Regions from separate parts of the Mus musculus genome. Here region 2 is linked to region 1. The links are chromatin loops, found by intact Hi-C in ENCODE. Cell type or tissue: left cerebral cortex. All regions are shown on one strand.

Region 1 (8,000 bases):
TTGAGGAAGAGGCTCCTATCCCCCATTTTCATCCATCTTCAAGTGTCAGGAGAGAGAAGTGATGCTTATCTCCTGGCTGTGGTCACAGGAAGAGGTGGTGGGACACCAATGAACTATCGCTGGGAAATGTGGTAAGCAGCTCTACAGCCAGGAAAGGCAGAAGCCTTAATTTGCACATGGTTCAAATTCTCTTGGTAGTGAGTCACTCAACAAACAATGTGTAATCAGGTTAAGGATATGAGTGTGAATGATATTATTAATATTATAAATGATAAGGGAAATGTAGATAAATCACCTTGCCTTTAGACATCCAATGCAATTTGATAAGTTAAAGATACTGACAATGCCAAGTACTGATTAGGGATGAGATGCCCATTTATGGCTGTAAAATGTAAAAACTTGCATAGGTACATTTTTAGCATCTTTATTATCTTAGCTTTCAATTGGAAGCAATCCAAAGTTTTCCTAAGTGGTGAACAAAGCCCAGAACTTTATCCTGAGGGAAAGGAACATCATGTTTAAGTGGCTATGCATTTTATAACTTTAAATATAGGCAAAAAAACCTAGTAAGTCTGTAGTTGCTTAGAACTGAAGTTTGGGGTGTGGTTTAGCAACTTCCTCTTCTATGAAAACTTTCCACTTTGGAGGGAAGCTCCTTAAGACACATGGTGTTCTAAGGGAGGTGAGACACTCTATCCTGTAGGGGAGCTCTTTAAGTTCCACAAGTTAAAAAATGAGTTATTTCAGGAAGTCCCTAAAATTGACCTGCTTTCCTAGAACTCTCTCTCCTCACATGTCTATAAGCAGTGAGCATCTTGGAGAGACACTATCAGAGAGGCTAAGCTGCCTAGAAGAGACTGAGATAGACCAGGCCACCAGGAAGAAACAGAGACCAGCTGAGCTGCTTGGAAGAGACTCACACCAACTGTGCTGCATGGAAGAGAGATTCTTTCACATTTCATCTGTTAAGATGGCTGAGAATTGTGCTGTGAACCCCAAATTCCCATTTTTCATGAGGTGTCACCTGTACTGCAGAAGGGTCTTTGTGATGCAACTATATATGAGCCATTTCTGGTTCTGTCATTCCTTATCCATGCTCCTTGAAGTAACTCCAATTAACTCATTGGCTCACCAAGTTGGATTTAGTAGTATCCTTACTTTGTTCTGCCATTGGTTCCTTATCAGGAACAAGTAAACATTTGTTTATGTGTCTCATGAAATAATGTCACACAACGGAGGGAGGGGCTACTCATTATAGTACAGAACATTTTAGGAAAATGAAATAGCACATATTGATTGCACGGATACATAATTTATTAAAATTGCTGTGCTGGTTACAGAAATTGGCTCCATTTACTTGAAGTTCAATAACACCTCAGTAAGGCATATTTACATGTATCCATGTACAACTATGAGTGAAGTGGAAACTTCTGGTTTGTTTGACAAGTCAGGTATGTCAAGTGATGGCTGCCTGGGGCATACAGGTGAAAGAATGTTTTGCTGGGACAGACACAGGATGTTTTCCTGGGGCAGTCACAGGTGAAAGGATTTTTGGATATACCAAACACGTGGAAGGATGTTTGATGAAGGAGTATAAATATGATCCCACAGACAGTGGGAGATGAGCATGGGACATTGGTTTAGTTTGCTCCACCTCACTATTCTTCACTAATGACACACATGCATTGGTTCAACTTACATAGCATTGTTGAGCTCCACTTGTGGTATCAGAGTTGAGAGAAACTCACCAAAGAGCTGCTTATGAAATTCCTGTGGCAGCTCATTTGGGCCAGTTGGCTAGCTTTGCGGTTTCTTCAGCATTGAACTACAGCTACTGGTTTGGGTCTGATATCTGCCTGCTGAGAGGACTGAACTGAAGCTGCTGGTCTGTGTGTGTTGTCTGCCTGCCTAGAGGACTGACTGGTCTGCATCTGCTGAGTCATATTTGGTGTATGATAGGCACTGAACTGCTGCCAAAGAGGACTGCGCTCACCCACAAAGAACTATTGCTGAACAGGTATACTTCCTCCATATCCTAATAACTTTTCTCTTTCACGTGGGTGGTGGGAAAGAGGAAAGAGGAAAGGTTGAATGCTTATTAAAAGTAGACTGCAAAAATTATGACCACATATGAGTAACAGAGGATATGAAATACAAAAATAAATTCCTGAAACTCAATATAACTGGACCAAAGATGAAACTTGAGTTGTATCTCTGGTCCCGGAGGAGATACAACATCTTGAATAACCCAGAAGACCATTAATAGATAACTACCTAAAGCTAGTACCAGGAGCCAAAGTAGTATTTATTATCTAGCAGGCTGTTTTCTGATAATGAATAAAGCCTTTTTTTCGTCTGTGCTGGCATGCATGTAGTGTCCTCCACTGGAGCATGGGCAACCTGCCAGTGGCTAGATCCCCAAAGAAAAATAACTCTACTTCCACTGACAGCCATCAGCTGCCAGTAGTTTCTCAATGAGGGATGGGATCTGTGACTCTCCATTGTTGTGGTAGTATATTAATCTGCTCTATACTTCCTGGTTGGTATGTGCATGCTTGTTGCTACTGCCCCAATGTTTTAGATTCCTTGAAAGAAAGACATACATACACAGCCTTATAGTTTTAATACCTTAAATACCTCAATGGCTGGGCCACTCCTTAACTCCCCATGGGTAACACACATTCTCCTCCGATATTCCTGAGCGAATACTTATTAAATCTATATTGCATCTTTGCTGCACTGGACCCCGGGGGCAGCTTTCTTGGGGCTGATTTCCTCCTGAACCTACATGTTGGCTCTCTTTCCCTCCTGTACTTTTTCAGCATGGTCCATCTCCTACCACCTCATCATGGTGGAAACTCCTCTTCCTTCTTCCCTTGGTCCCTTCCTATGAATCCTAAAAGTCCAGCTTCTGTCCAGCCATTGGCCACAGAAAACTTTATTGACAAGTCAAAACTAAGTAGGGATAGGCTTCCTTTAGTTCTGTGGGACACTGTAAACAGATTTTTGGGTAATATAATTAGCATGAGAACACAAGCCTCTACACTCCATGCATGCTAGAATATTGACTGGCTTGGTCTTATACAAGTCTTCTGAAGATAACGACAGGTACTTGTGAGTTCTTGAGAGTATCAGCCTTTTTATATCCAGAAAACAGCCTTTCACACAAGTTCTGCCCATCCCTTGGCTCTTACATTGTTTCTGCCCAGTCTTCTGTTATGTCCCCCAATCCTTTGGGTGGGTGATTGACATAGCTGTCCTGTTAATGGCTGAGAACTCTAAGTCATTTATTCTGAACACTTCATTAACTGCTGCCAACTGCAAAAAAAAAAAAAAAAAAAAAAGCTTCCTAACCAAAGTTCCAAGTAACACTAATTTATCTATTTAGAAGGCAGTTGAACAACATGATCATTTAACAATATAAGAGTCCAACTGCTTTCTAATGAGATTAGAGGCCTACTCCAAAGAAGGGATGTCACAATTGGTACTATAAACCTGGCCAGTGGTCCATTACTCAGGAGATTTTAGGCCCGAGCAGTTGGACACTTCTGTAAGAGTCATGCCATTGCACCAGTGGGTAAGTCATGTCTGTCAGGTTAGAGTTAGTATTCAGGACACAGAATGTAGTCTTTTCTAGCACAGTAACTTACATAGCATCTTCAAGCACTATTAAAACTAGAGAGAATAGAGGAAGTTTTATTTGTATTATTTAAAAATTATTTATTAGAATCAGAGTATCATGTAGTATAGGCTGATCTGAAATTTGCTATATTGTAGCAAGTGGTTTGACTTTCTTATCATCCTGCCTCTACCTACTAGGGGCTGAGATTACAGATGTATGTCACCATAATCATTCAATTTTACGTACTGAATAAAAATCCTGCAAGTAAAGTAATTAAAATATATACTCTCTAATAATAATAGTAGCGATAAATGTACTTTGTGCCAAACAATGTCTCACTTAGTCATTAAAATTTCCTTTGGATTTTGGTTATTTTCCCCATTTTTAACTTCAAAAATTAGAAAAGCAAAGAAAGGTAAAACAAATTTCCCAAGATGATACTGTTGGTAAATAGAAAAGCCAGATTTGTGTTGAGGAATAAGACTTTAAAATTCTTATTCTAAATACTTAATTAAGATGCTAAAGGAGCTAGTAACAATTTTCCTGGGACAATAAGTATGACAACTTACACTGATTATAGTCCAATAATAAAGAGAGTGTCTATTGAGAGATCTGCTTTATGGGGGAAAGTTATGTTCATTTTTTTATCCAGGTTCTGGGATGACTGTAAGATAGACTTTTAGAAATATCCAGAAAAAAAAATACTGGCAACTATGGAAGAACCTAATTAAAGTCCTTGAACTAAATTCATGAACGCAGGAGCCTTGCATATAGAGGTACCATTGAAATTATAGAACAGTTTGTTTGGTGCTTAATCAGGCTTTAGCAGGTTTGGAGGTCACCGGGGATGAACTCTTCCCCTCAAATCAACTTTGGATTCTATTTCCCATTTCCCTGTTAGCTCACTAACTTCAAGGATGGGAAAATATCACAAGTTCACTCCTTTGAATTTGAAATATCATGTGAAGGAGGGAGGAAGCATCATTATCACTTCCTCCCCCATTTAGATTTAAAATACTATGTGAAAGTGGGGAAGTGGAGTAGCTGGGGCTTGCTGAGGCCCAGGATGGAAAGGCTATTTTCTCCTGATAAAGCATAGGTACTTTATACACTTATTATCATTTTAAAATTTTCTTTAAATCTTCTCCATATGTGTTATGTGATATATGGTCACAAGAATGGGATTTGAATTCTATTTCTGTTCCTCTGTGGAGTCATGCCATTCTTAATACCTGAAAGTTTGCATGAGTTCAAAGACATGCTATGGTCCCCTCCCATGAGTTAATCCACATGGACCTGTCAACCATGTGTACAAGAAAACACCCCTCAAAAATGTGTGATTTCAGGAAATATGGTATATCTGAAAACCTGATGAAAAGCTGGGAGGAATAACTGTGCCCTTAATGATTTAACAAAATGCAAGTGTATCCTTAAAGGCCCCCCTGCTTCACTGAAGTTGCTTCTGTCTTCTCTGCTTATTTTTTGAGTTCTGACTCTGAAAGCATTCTTTTTAAAAATTGTCTTTTTGTGTCTTTAAAAAAAAACATTTGGACAACTTTTTATAGAATTAATACTTTGCTCTACGACCCAGGTGTTCCATATCCTTACCCCAGAGAAAACATATTCACTCATCTTGATTTCTTTCTTTCTTTCTTTTTCCTTTTTTGAGATAGGGATTCACTCTGAAGCCAAAAATCTAATTTTGCTTTCTATATGTGGTGGTTAATACTGTAAACAAGGAAGAATCTAGAATCACCCAGGGGACAAGTCTCTGGTACTCCCATGAGGGTTTATCTAGATTAGATTATTTGAAGTAGGAACACCCAGTTTAAGAGAGAAGAGATTAGTTCTACTTACTTTCTCAGATGCTTTGTAACTTTAGTGTTTTCAAATCCTATTTTGAATGATGATTCTTAAACACTTTAACCTCCTTTTTATCCCATGACCTACCAGAGGTAGTAGGAAAGACAGGATATGGGGGAAGTGGACCTGTTTAGAAAGGTTCCCTGGAGCAACTCCTGTCTATGCTGTTTGGAAATTGGAAGTTCAGTTCACAGTTTAGCAGTAGCAGTTAGATCCACTCGCAAACACTTCATGGATGCACCAGCAGTCCAGTTCAGTAGAGTCAAGGTGGCAAGCATGAAGTGGCACTACCTAGCAGAGACAGCTAGACCTTAGCCTCTGCATGAGTCAGCAGGAGGGACCCAGAGGAACACCAAGAGAAGTTCTCTGCTGTGCCTCTCTCAAGGAAGGAAAGATCAGCAAGATCCACAAGCACTGCAGAGCTAGCTCTATAAGCAAGCCAAGCTCAGCCTATATCACTGACCATCAAGTCCTATGCATACCCTCCAAAACTCATGCCTTCCATGTGCCTTGCCTCAGCATGGGCCTTGCCTCAGCACGTGTATCCAATCAGCCCAAGTCCTTAGAGTTCCAACAAATGGAGCACGATTATGCAAAGTAAGACAGACCAATACATGTGTGTTGTTCTCAAAGAATCCTTCATCATGTGTCCTTGCTTTAGCAGAACATCCTCTCAGCTGTATCTCCTTCAGTGAAAAGTTCTTTCACCAGTCAGCCTTAGTCTTTCCACTGTGTTCACTTCAGGAAAACACTCCTTTATATGTTTGTCCCAGCAAAACACCATCCAACACAATTTACTTTCCAAAGAACTCTTATGTTTCCACTTCAATGTTGTCTGAGGTGTGGCCATGACAATGGAGTTCTGTCTGGTGTCATTTCTTCTTTCTGGTCAGGTTTGTGCTGTTTCTTTTTTCTTTTTCCTGTTATGAAAATAGTTTTACCCTCACATAATATATTGATTACATTTTTCTCTTTTTTACTCCCAGTTTCTCCTCCCCTCTCCTCCAATTAGAATCCATCTGCTTTCTTTTCCTCATTAGAAAAACAATAGACTTTAAGGGATAATAATGAAATAAAGTAAAATAAAATAAAATAAAATAAAAGCTAAAACAAAACTAACACATTGGTACAGGACAAAACAAACAAATAGCAGGAAAAGAGACTAAGAGAAGATACCAGAAATAGATCTAGATGCAGAGACCCACTCATTTGCATACTTGGAATCCCATAAAAACATTAAACTGTATGCCACAACACATATTCAAAAGACCTGTAAGGTAAAAAGAGATAAAAATATATAAATAAAATAAAAATTGAAAAATAAGAAAAAGAAAAGCCCTGACATGGCATATGGGGCAAAGAACCTCTAAAGATGCTGTTAAGTTCATGTTCTGTTGGCATTTACTGCTGCACAGAGCCTACCCTTACGAGTGGTTTGTTTCTCCAGTGAGACTCGTTTGGAGAAAACTAACTTTCATATTCATGAAAGTTCATGTGGAGACAGCTTCTGGGCTAGGGGTAGAGCTTGTGTTCATTTTTCCTTTAAGCTCTTGGGTCCCATACAGGACAGATGTGTACAGGCCCTATGCATATTGCCTCAGACTCCATGAGTTCATCCATCCTGGTGCACCCATCTTGATGATCATGAGGGCCTTGCTTCCTTGGTGTCCTTTATCCACTCTAGCTCTTACACATTTTCTCCCTTCTCTGCTTCAGGGTTCCCTGACCTCTAGTCAGAGTGATTGTATGGAAACATCCCACTTAGGACTGAGTGTTCTAAGGCTTCTTACTCACTGCAGTTGGTCTGGTTGTGGGTTTCTGTATTTATTCCCATCTGCTGTAGCAGAAAGCTTTTTTCTGGCCATGGCTGTCAAGGCACTGAGCTGTGAGTATCGCAGAATGTCATTGAGAGTCATTTTATTGTTACTTTTCTTTTTTCCCTCAGTTTTGACCAGTAGCATTTGTTTTTCCTCTAGATCCCTTGGGTATCTAGTCTCAAGTTTTGGTCATCCAGGCAATGTTAGGTTTGGATTCTATCTCATGGAGTGAGCCTCAATTTAAATCAGATCATGGTTGGTTACTTTCTCAAGCTTTGCGCCACCATTGCACTAGCATATCTTGCCGTCAGGATGCCATTGTAGATCAAAGAGTTCGTGGCTGGGTTGGTGTTAACGTTTCTTCTTTTGTAGGGTGCAAAGTACCTTCCTGTAGTAAAGACACTATAATGAAGGGGTGAGGGCTCTATGTAGTTTGTGCTTCTTGTAATGCAAGACTCTGGACTGTACTTGAAATCCATGGTCTTCCTGAAGCCTAGGAGCCTAAGAGCTATACACATATATATGCATATATGCAAAATATATTGTATGCAAAACATCTTAAATTCTACAATGTTGAAATAATATGCAGTTTAAACCAGAAATAAATAAAAGAAGGAAGTCACTTTTCTGAGACTCAAGCTTTGGAAGCTGTCGATATTGCAAAAAAAGGAGAAAAATGTCAACATAGTTGTGTTTTT
Region 2 (8,000 bases), 230 kb before region 1:
CCAGATCCACTCCTTTCCTGTCTCTCATTTGAAGAGAACAGGCTTCTAAGAGATAATATTAAAATATAACTCAATAAAGTATAATAAGATAAAAACTATTGCATTGAAGTTTAAAGGGTATTAAAGAACGCCTACTATGAGCAAGACACTACAAAAGCAAGAAAAGAGCTAGCATTAACAATGACTTAGGCATCAGCTTCTAGAAGCACAGAGATAGAAGGCTAAATTCTTGATCTCGCGGAAAGGTAGTGGTAATGAGAGGCTGGAATTTTTAGAACAGAAGGCAGTGTACGAAGGTAATATGGGTTCCTGTGAAGGCTTGCAGAAAAAGTCACACATGTATCTGAGAGATGACCTGGGAGAGAATGAACCAGGGCAGAGGAAAGAGCTGTAGCATGTCTGGACAGCAAGTGTTTGGGATCTCAAAGTGTTTCTGTTTGGTTGAAGTTTTACCAAGAGGAAAGTGTTGCTGTGGGAGTTAGATAGGTTTTAAGTGTTTTGACCTCTGCTTTTCCTGGAAGATAACTGTTATCATGTTCCCATGTGGCTGGAAAGAGCTGGTGAAGGTGTCAGAACTGGTCTGTGGTGCTGTTAGGGGTAAAAAGAGGAGGCGAGAATCTGGCTAGATTGAGATCTGGAGTGGCTATTGCTGTGGTCTGTGTATTTAGGAAGACCTTGGGAAGGGGGGTTCACGTTAGGTTCTCTTCTCACCCTTTCTTTTTCTGTATCTCTTAAAATACCCTGTGTTCTTGCAGCAGTGTGGCTGCTAATCTAAAATAAAAACAGCAGGAAATGTAAATGGTCAGGTTCTCCTAGCAACAGGAGCCAGCCCACTCAGGGCGTGTGGAGCAGATCAAAACTGTCCTGAGGCTGAGATGAGGGTGGCTAGGGTAAGGAGTGAGTCTTCTCTTCCAGATGGCCTCCTCTAACTTCTGGGAGGGACTGGTTAGTGGACAGACACCTGCTGTGCAGAAGAAACCCCCTGTAAGCTGGGTTGGCAGAGCATCAAGTGTGGAAAGAAAGTGCAGGGCAAAAAACAGGGGTCAGAGAAAAATACTCTGGTGTGACACCCCTCCCTAGCAGGGTGGCTGCAGCTGCATCTCTCAGAGAACTTGGTGTACGAGGGCTAACTCAGTGAGTGGCTAGATGGTTGATGGGAAGGGCCTTGGATGGCTTATGTGGTCCCTTGCAATCAACCCACGGAGCGTAGTCATTTCCAAAGAATGAAAGATGATATAAGGTAGTTTAGGTTCATAAGGATAGGAAACTGACTGCAAAGACTCTCTAAGGCATCTGGTTTAACCCCCTGCTGTGAACGAAGAAACTGAGGTCAAGAGAGGTAAGTGAATTTCCCAGGACACAAAAGTAATTAGTAGCGGAGGAGGAATTGGAAACCAGGGTTCCAGGCTGAGACATTTCATCTTAAGTAGAAGCTGCTGACATCCCTCCTCTGCGCACAGCTTGCTAATTAGAAGCCATGATAACCTTGTTGGGCCCCGGGGAGGAAAAACTTCAGTCATCTTGTGCACTTTCAAAAAGGCTAAAGGCATTGAGAGACAAACTGGAGGTGGGCACAAACCCAGAGAGGTGCCATGTAGACCATGAAAGTGACAAAGGTGTTGGCTGGGAGTAGAAACAAGGCTACCTGTGATGATTCTTGGCATGCTTTGGGGAATGGGGGTGGGGCAGGCTGGAGGGGTCTCTCCTGGAGAAAGGGGAGAAAGATCACTTCTTTGTCAGGACACTGAAGAAGGTGACTGTGACTTGCTCAAGAGGACTGACCCAAGTGTAAATGATCTTGAGAGAGAACCTTGGGAAATATTCTGGCTCCTCGGCTCCCGGAGAAGTCCACGTACCCTAGATGGTGTGGATCCCTATTACATACGCAGTCTCTTCCTTACTCACACCCTGGCTTGCTTCTGCAAGACTCCTACGGCATCTCACCTAGAAAACACCGGGGAGAAAAGGGTTTGGTTCCCGCTGAATACTGGAGACTTGGGTACATGGTTGCTCCTACAGGTTCCAGGGGTTGTAGGTAGGGTAGATGAAACAAACACCTCTGGAGAACTGGTGTATCCAGAGATTGATTTCAGACCAAGCTGTACTGGCCTACGTATGATCTCTCTGTAGCTATCTGCATGCTTCACTTCGCCATCGACATCCCCACAGCACCTAAGAGTATCTTCAGTTCTTGTTTTCCTATGCTGCCTCACCCTTCCTGGCCAAAACACCAAGTGGAGATAATCAGTTGATTATTAGAATGAACATGGAATTTTAGTGTCTGTAGTTTGACTCAAATTTTAGTTTATCAGCTATGTGACCTTAGAAAACTTCCCTTGCTTCTGAATATTGACTTCTTCAACTGTAAAAATGGGAGCAGTAATGTTTGTTTCAACAATCTATATGAAAACCTAGTGTAGCCAGACATACAATCGGCACTCAGTAAGTATTGCTCTCTACACTTTGTACTTGTGGTTGCAGTTTGCTCAGAGACCAGGTGGGAGATCCAACTGCTATTGCCAAGGCAGGGAATGCTATTTTTCAGGTATCCCAAGATGGAGCTGTGATTACAATTCTTTCTCACACAAAATGGCTTTTCTTTTATAACTGATGAGCTCAGCTTTGATGGTTGATCTGGGAATGTCATTTCTCTGTCTTGTTTTTCATCAATGTATCCTGGCCGCAGCAAGCACACCATAGACATTTGATTTCTTGTTTTTGTGTAAAAAGATACGTCAAGTTATTGATAGTCAACTAACAAAAAATATCTAAAACAGTGAGTGGATGTTTGGACTGCTTCAGAGTTCTTTTCTTTAAGGCTAGCTCTAGGAAGACAGACTATCAAGCTGCAACACTACTCTGGACATCTCCTTCAGTCAATCAAGACCATAGACTGCAAGGGTTGTTATAATTAGATTTTGACAGGGTAGGAGTGTGTATGTGTATGTGTGTGTGCATGTGTGTGTGTTTGTGTGTGCATGCTTGTGTGTGTATGCATGTATGCATGTTAGTGCATTCGTGCATGTGTGTATGAATATACGTGCATGTGTCTGTATATGCATGTGTGTGTGTGCAAGTGCATGCATGTATATATGTGTGACTGTGTGTGACTGTGTGTCCTCCAGCAGCACAGATGGACACATTTTACTGAAGTATTTTCCAAGGAAATTGTTCTTTTCTCTTAGTTATGACTCCATACTCCTTCCACCTCTATTTTTGCCTAACTCTGTCTCTCCTTCTTGTACATTTGAATTTTGATCCTGCCATTTTAACCCTAGTTTCTATCACTGTGCACAGTACTGGTCCATTGGACTGCTTGTACATTGTTTCCTTGTTGTTGGAGTTGTAAAAATCAATGTCCCATCGATAAGATGATAGCTCCTGCATCTAAAGTGGCTCAGCATTGGACCTCTGGGAAATTCCAGAGACAACCTACCAATGACATGACTCAGCAAGTGACATCTCCAGAGAGTCACAGCCCACCCCTCCTGAGAAGTGTGCACCCACCGAGATCACCACAACTTCTGGAGTCTCAAAAGCACTAGAGTTTAGATTCTTTTTTGTTTACCTTCTGCACAAACACATCCACTCATGCAACAGGGATTATACTTCCAGACTTCCACAGTGAAAAATAAGGTGTTTGCCTTTTCCTTTCTGAAATAAAGGTTCTGGCTCCAGGAATGAAGCTGCCCGATATCATTATCTGTGAAACAGGTGGAAAGTAAGAAAATCATATTTCTCTTCATGGCTGGGAAATCAGGTCAGGCTCTGCCAAGGTATAGCAAACTCCCTCGGGCTGTAGAGAGCATGTTCTGGTTTCTGCCCAGAAAAACTATAGAGGAAAACTGTGGCTGCCTACTACTGAGTATCGGGGGGAAAGCAGAGATATTTTTAACATACGGAATATCAGTGAACAGAATGCTAAGGAACTAGAAAACTTATTCCAATAAATATGAAGCATATGCTCTGCTCAAAGCAAACCCAGCTTTTGCTATATACAAATTTCACAAAGGAAAAATAGGTTGGAAATTGCATTGCTGCTGGAAAGTGGGCTACTATACCACTGACTGCAGGAGACCTGGAAAACAGAGCGAGAAGGGTGGCTAGTGGGTCATGTCTCAGGAGCCTCAGCTATCTGGTCGTGTGGGTCCGGGTTAGTTTTGGGCCCTCTGGCACAGAAGACACCCACTCCAACACCCCCGTTTGTGATGACAGGGGACTCAAGCAACCATCAGAATGTCATCTCTAGCTTCTCTATTCTGAATAGACAGGCATGCAAAATGCCTGTCTTGGTGGCAGAGATGCCTAGGTTTAGGGGGAAAAGAAAGAAAGGAAGAAAATAAAAAAACCAAAACAAAACATGACACTTTGGATTTCATGTGACAGGTTCTTCCTCTTGCAACTAAGGAAGGCAATTTATATTCATCTCATTAGCAAGGCTCTAGTAATTGGGGGATATTAATTTTATTGCTAAACCTGACAAATATTTTACTCTCTCCTGTAGAGGGTAATTGCATCCCCAACAGGCTCTCCTTTGTGCTGCCAGATGGGAAGGATGTGTGTTTGCCATTTTCATTAATACAATTAGTACCTCAGCATCTCGTCTGCTCTCTCCCTAGCTCCACACTGCCTGGGGCCCGGAGGAGGGAGAGTAGGAGGAAGGCGTGGAGGAGGCCAGCCTGCCTAGGACTTAGGTGCTGGGGAGGCTGTGCCCAGGGGTTGGCAGAGAGCTGCTGAGAAACGCTGTTGAGAGCCAGCTAGCACAGCGCCTGGAGGCTGCCAAGCGCTAAACCACAACAACAACATCACCGCTGCCGCCACCACTGACAACTGTGTGGTTAGGGAGCAACAAATCATTATGCTGCCTAGAACTCCCTGGGGCGTCATCATGATCCCAGAAGGGTGTGCATGCACATGTGGGCGCCTCTGCTACCCTGGCTCCGGGACTGCTCCTGCTGCAGCTGCCCCCTGCTTGTGCTCCTCCGCACTCCATTCTGTCTACGCAGCATTTCTGCCAGAAGAGCGGGGAGCAGCTTCAGAAGGAGTGTAGATACCTGCTCTCTCTAACTTGGGAAATGGTGTAAAGACCACGCGATTCTGGCCTGGTTCTCTACATTTGCACCCAGGTCAAACTCCTTGCTTTCCCATGCCAAGGGCTACTAACTTTACCGAAGTTTTATTGTGTTCGTTGTTCCTCAGCCACCGTAGGTTCAGCTGGTCAGAATCACTATGCATTTCTTGAAGAGATAGACATGATGGCTGAAGCCACAGGGTTCATGCACTTAATTAAGCCTGTATGTCAACTCACAGGATGCCAAATGAAAAGGACAGTGTCATATGTAGATCAGTCCACCTTCAAGTGTTGGTCAGGGGTGTCCTGAAGACCCTCAAAATAGTCCAAGCTATTGTTATTGTTTTTGTTTAGCCACCCGAGCAATGTGGTAAGACCTCGCCACTGAGGACACCACACAATATGGCTACAGGACAATGAGAAATCAAGTTGATACTGACCAGGAAATTTTCTTCCTATCAGCTAGTACCTGAAGCAGGCTGTTGGAGTACAAAAGTCATCAGAAGTCTTACCCAATTGTGAATTATAACAGTGACAAGCATGGCGAAATATGCTCATGAGTGCAGCTGTGTGTGAACACCAACTGACTGGATTTCAGGCCTGCTTTTCAGGAGAAATGTGTGCCCAGCATTGTAAATCTGTATGGGAGCCAGGGGTAAAACTACTTCTATTATTTTGTTGAACGAACATAGTATTAAACCACGCTCTCTATGTACATCTCTATGCCACTAGATTGACTAGTGCAGCTCAAATATTATCAGGGAAGTTTGTGCAATGAATACCTCTTAGTGCAAAAATCTGTAACTGTTTGAAATGTAGAGAGTAATGGAGTGGTCAGTCACAGATGAGATCTCTAACTCCACCCTGTCCTCCTAAAGTCCAGGGACCGTGGTGAAAGAGGAGGCAGGAAGATTACAGGAAGTAATAGAGTGAAATGGTGCCTTGTGGACATGATGGGACTGCTACACTCATGAACTCATAGCTGCTGTAGACACCTATATAAGACCCATTCAAAAATCAAGCCAGTCAACCCTCCAGCACAGGTGGGACTAACGACCGACAAAGTTCTCTTGGCTGAGAAGCTATTGATAGTTGATGGCTTCTGGCTGAGAGACAGTACATTTTGCTAAGTGCTGTGGTCTCTGGTAGGCCAACTATGGACCAGGGTGTGGTCCTACACCCAAGACTATATGAGGAGCACAAATTGCAATCAATGCTCTACTAAAAAAACCAGAAGACACTCGGGAGGCAGGAGGTAGGGGGAGTGTCGGTGAGGAGAGGCATCAAGGAAAAGATGGATTTGATGGAAATGTATCACATGCATGTATGAAAGTCTCAAAAGTTTTCTAAAATTTTTTTTAAAATAAAAAAAAGATTTACTTTAAAAAACCAGGCAAGTGGGGATCGAGGGATAGCTCAGTGGTTAAGAGCATGTGCTGATCTTGCAGAGGGCCTCAGTTGGATCCCAAGGACCCACATGATGGTTCCCAACCATCTGTAACTCCAGTTTCAGTGTATGCAACTCAGTTGTCTGCCTTCCTCGGGCACTGCGCACATGTGGTACAAATGCATACATACAGGGAAACACTCATTTACACACACACATACACACACACAATTTAAAACCAGGGAAATAAAAACAAAACAAAACAAAACAAAACAAAACAAAACGCATGTTAACAACACATTGGCTACTAGTCTTCCCAAGGCTATAACAGACACACTGGAGACTGTTGGCATAAATGACAAATGGGGATTGTTGTTGTCGTTGTTGTGTTTTTTTTGTTTGTTTTTGTTTTGTTTTAAATGACAAATGTTTATGTTTCCTAGTTCTGGAGGTTAAAAGATCAAGATCTAGGCGCTGGCTAGTCCAGCATCCCTAGGGAGGGCTGTCTCCCTGGTCTACAGACAGCAGTCTTCTCTGTGTACCCTCCCCTGGTGAGGGGAGATAGATGGAAGCCAGCTCTATTTGCTTTTTAGACAACGTCTCATAAAACGCACACTGGCTTGAAATTCACTATGCAGCCCAGGTTGGCCTAAAACTTGAGAATGATCGTACTGCTTCTGCTTCCTAGTGTTGGGACTACAAGCATGGGCCACCAGGCCAAGGTCTCTGATCTCACCACAAGGGAATCACCCTCAGGGATGAACTGCCTCTAAGACCCCATCTTAAAATAACATCTCATTAAAGAATAGGGTTCAGTATGGGTTCCATCTGTTCACAGTTGTCAGGGAGGATGTGTGTGAATGGTGCCATTTGCTTTTAACCTGGCCAGGCTATAGGTAATAGGGCACCTGCCTTGTGCTTTCTTTGGCCTCTCAGTGCTGATTTGGAAACCAATAAAAAAGCATTTCAGGGGCCCTGGAGAAGTGACTCCATGGTTAAGAGAACTGGCTGCTCTTCCAGAGCACTGAGGTTTGATTCTCAGAACCCAGACACTGATTCACAACAATCCATGACTCTAGTTCCAGGGGATATGTCTGATACCCTCTCCTGGCCTCGGTGGACACACATATATTCACACACACACACATTTACATGAAATGAATAAATAAACAAATAAGTAAATATTAAAAGAAAAAGATTCTCAGAAGCCAGCTCTAGACAGCAAAGTTCTGCTCCTACAAAATAAGGGTTTCAGGGAACTGTAGTTGTTTTGGAATGGAAAATATTGTTACAAAATATTTTTGTTTTAAATCACAAATGTTGAGTGTTCAAGATCAATGTTTATACTGATTTAAACATACTATGTCTGCATGTGTTGAAAAATTACATGATTTCCCATAAATATGTACAATTTTATGTTTCTAGGGATAATTAAAAATGAATTAAATAGCTGGACAATGTGCCTCACACTTAAAATTGAGAGACTTGCTATGAGTTCAAGGTTAGCCTGTGCTATATACAGTGAGACCATGTCTCGAAAAA

Evidence for each region. A loop is a pair of places that touch in the nucleus more often than their neighbours do. Peaks named below come from ENCODE experiments on the same cell type or tissue, not always from the same donor. Only the 100,000 strongest peaks of a DNase experiment are listed, where the experiment ranks them.
Region 2: a loop joins it to region 1, with 2.5 times the contacts of the local background. A loop is called at or near these places in 1 of 42 quality-filtered maps.

The regions. Positions count from the first base shown.
Region 1 is chr9:37,806,781-37,814,780 of GRCm38, forward strand. No RefSeq gene overlaps it. Among named protein-coding and RNA genes, the nearest start is that of Olfr876, 6.9 kb to the left of the region's middle. In left cerebral cortex, no CTCF peak of the experiment used is centred here; DNase peaks (open chromatin) are centred at 4,643 and 4,899; H3K27ac peaks cover 2,154 bases.
Region 2 is chr9:37,571,880-37,579,879 of GRCm38, forward strand. No RefSeq gene overlaps it. Among named protein-coding and RNA genes, the nearest start is that of Gm46107, 20 kb to the left of the region's middle. In left cerebral cortex, a CTCF peak has its summit at 4,758; DNase peaks (open chromatin) are centred at 745, 3,947 and 4,829; H3K27ac peaks cover 4,242 bases.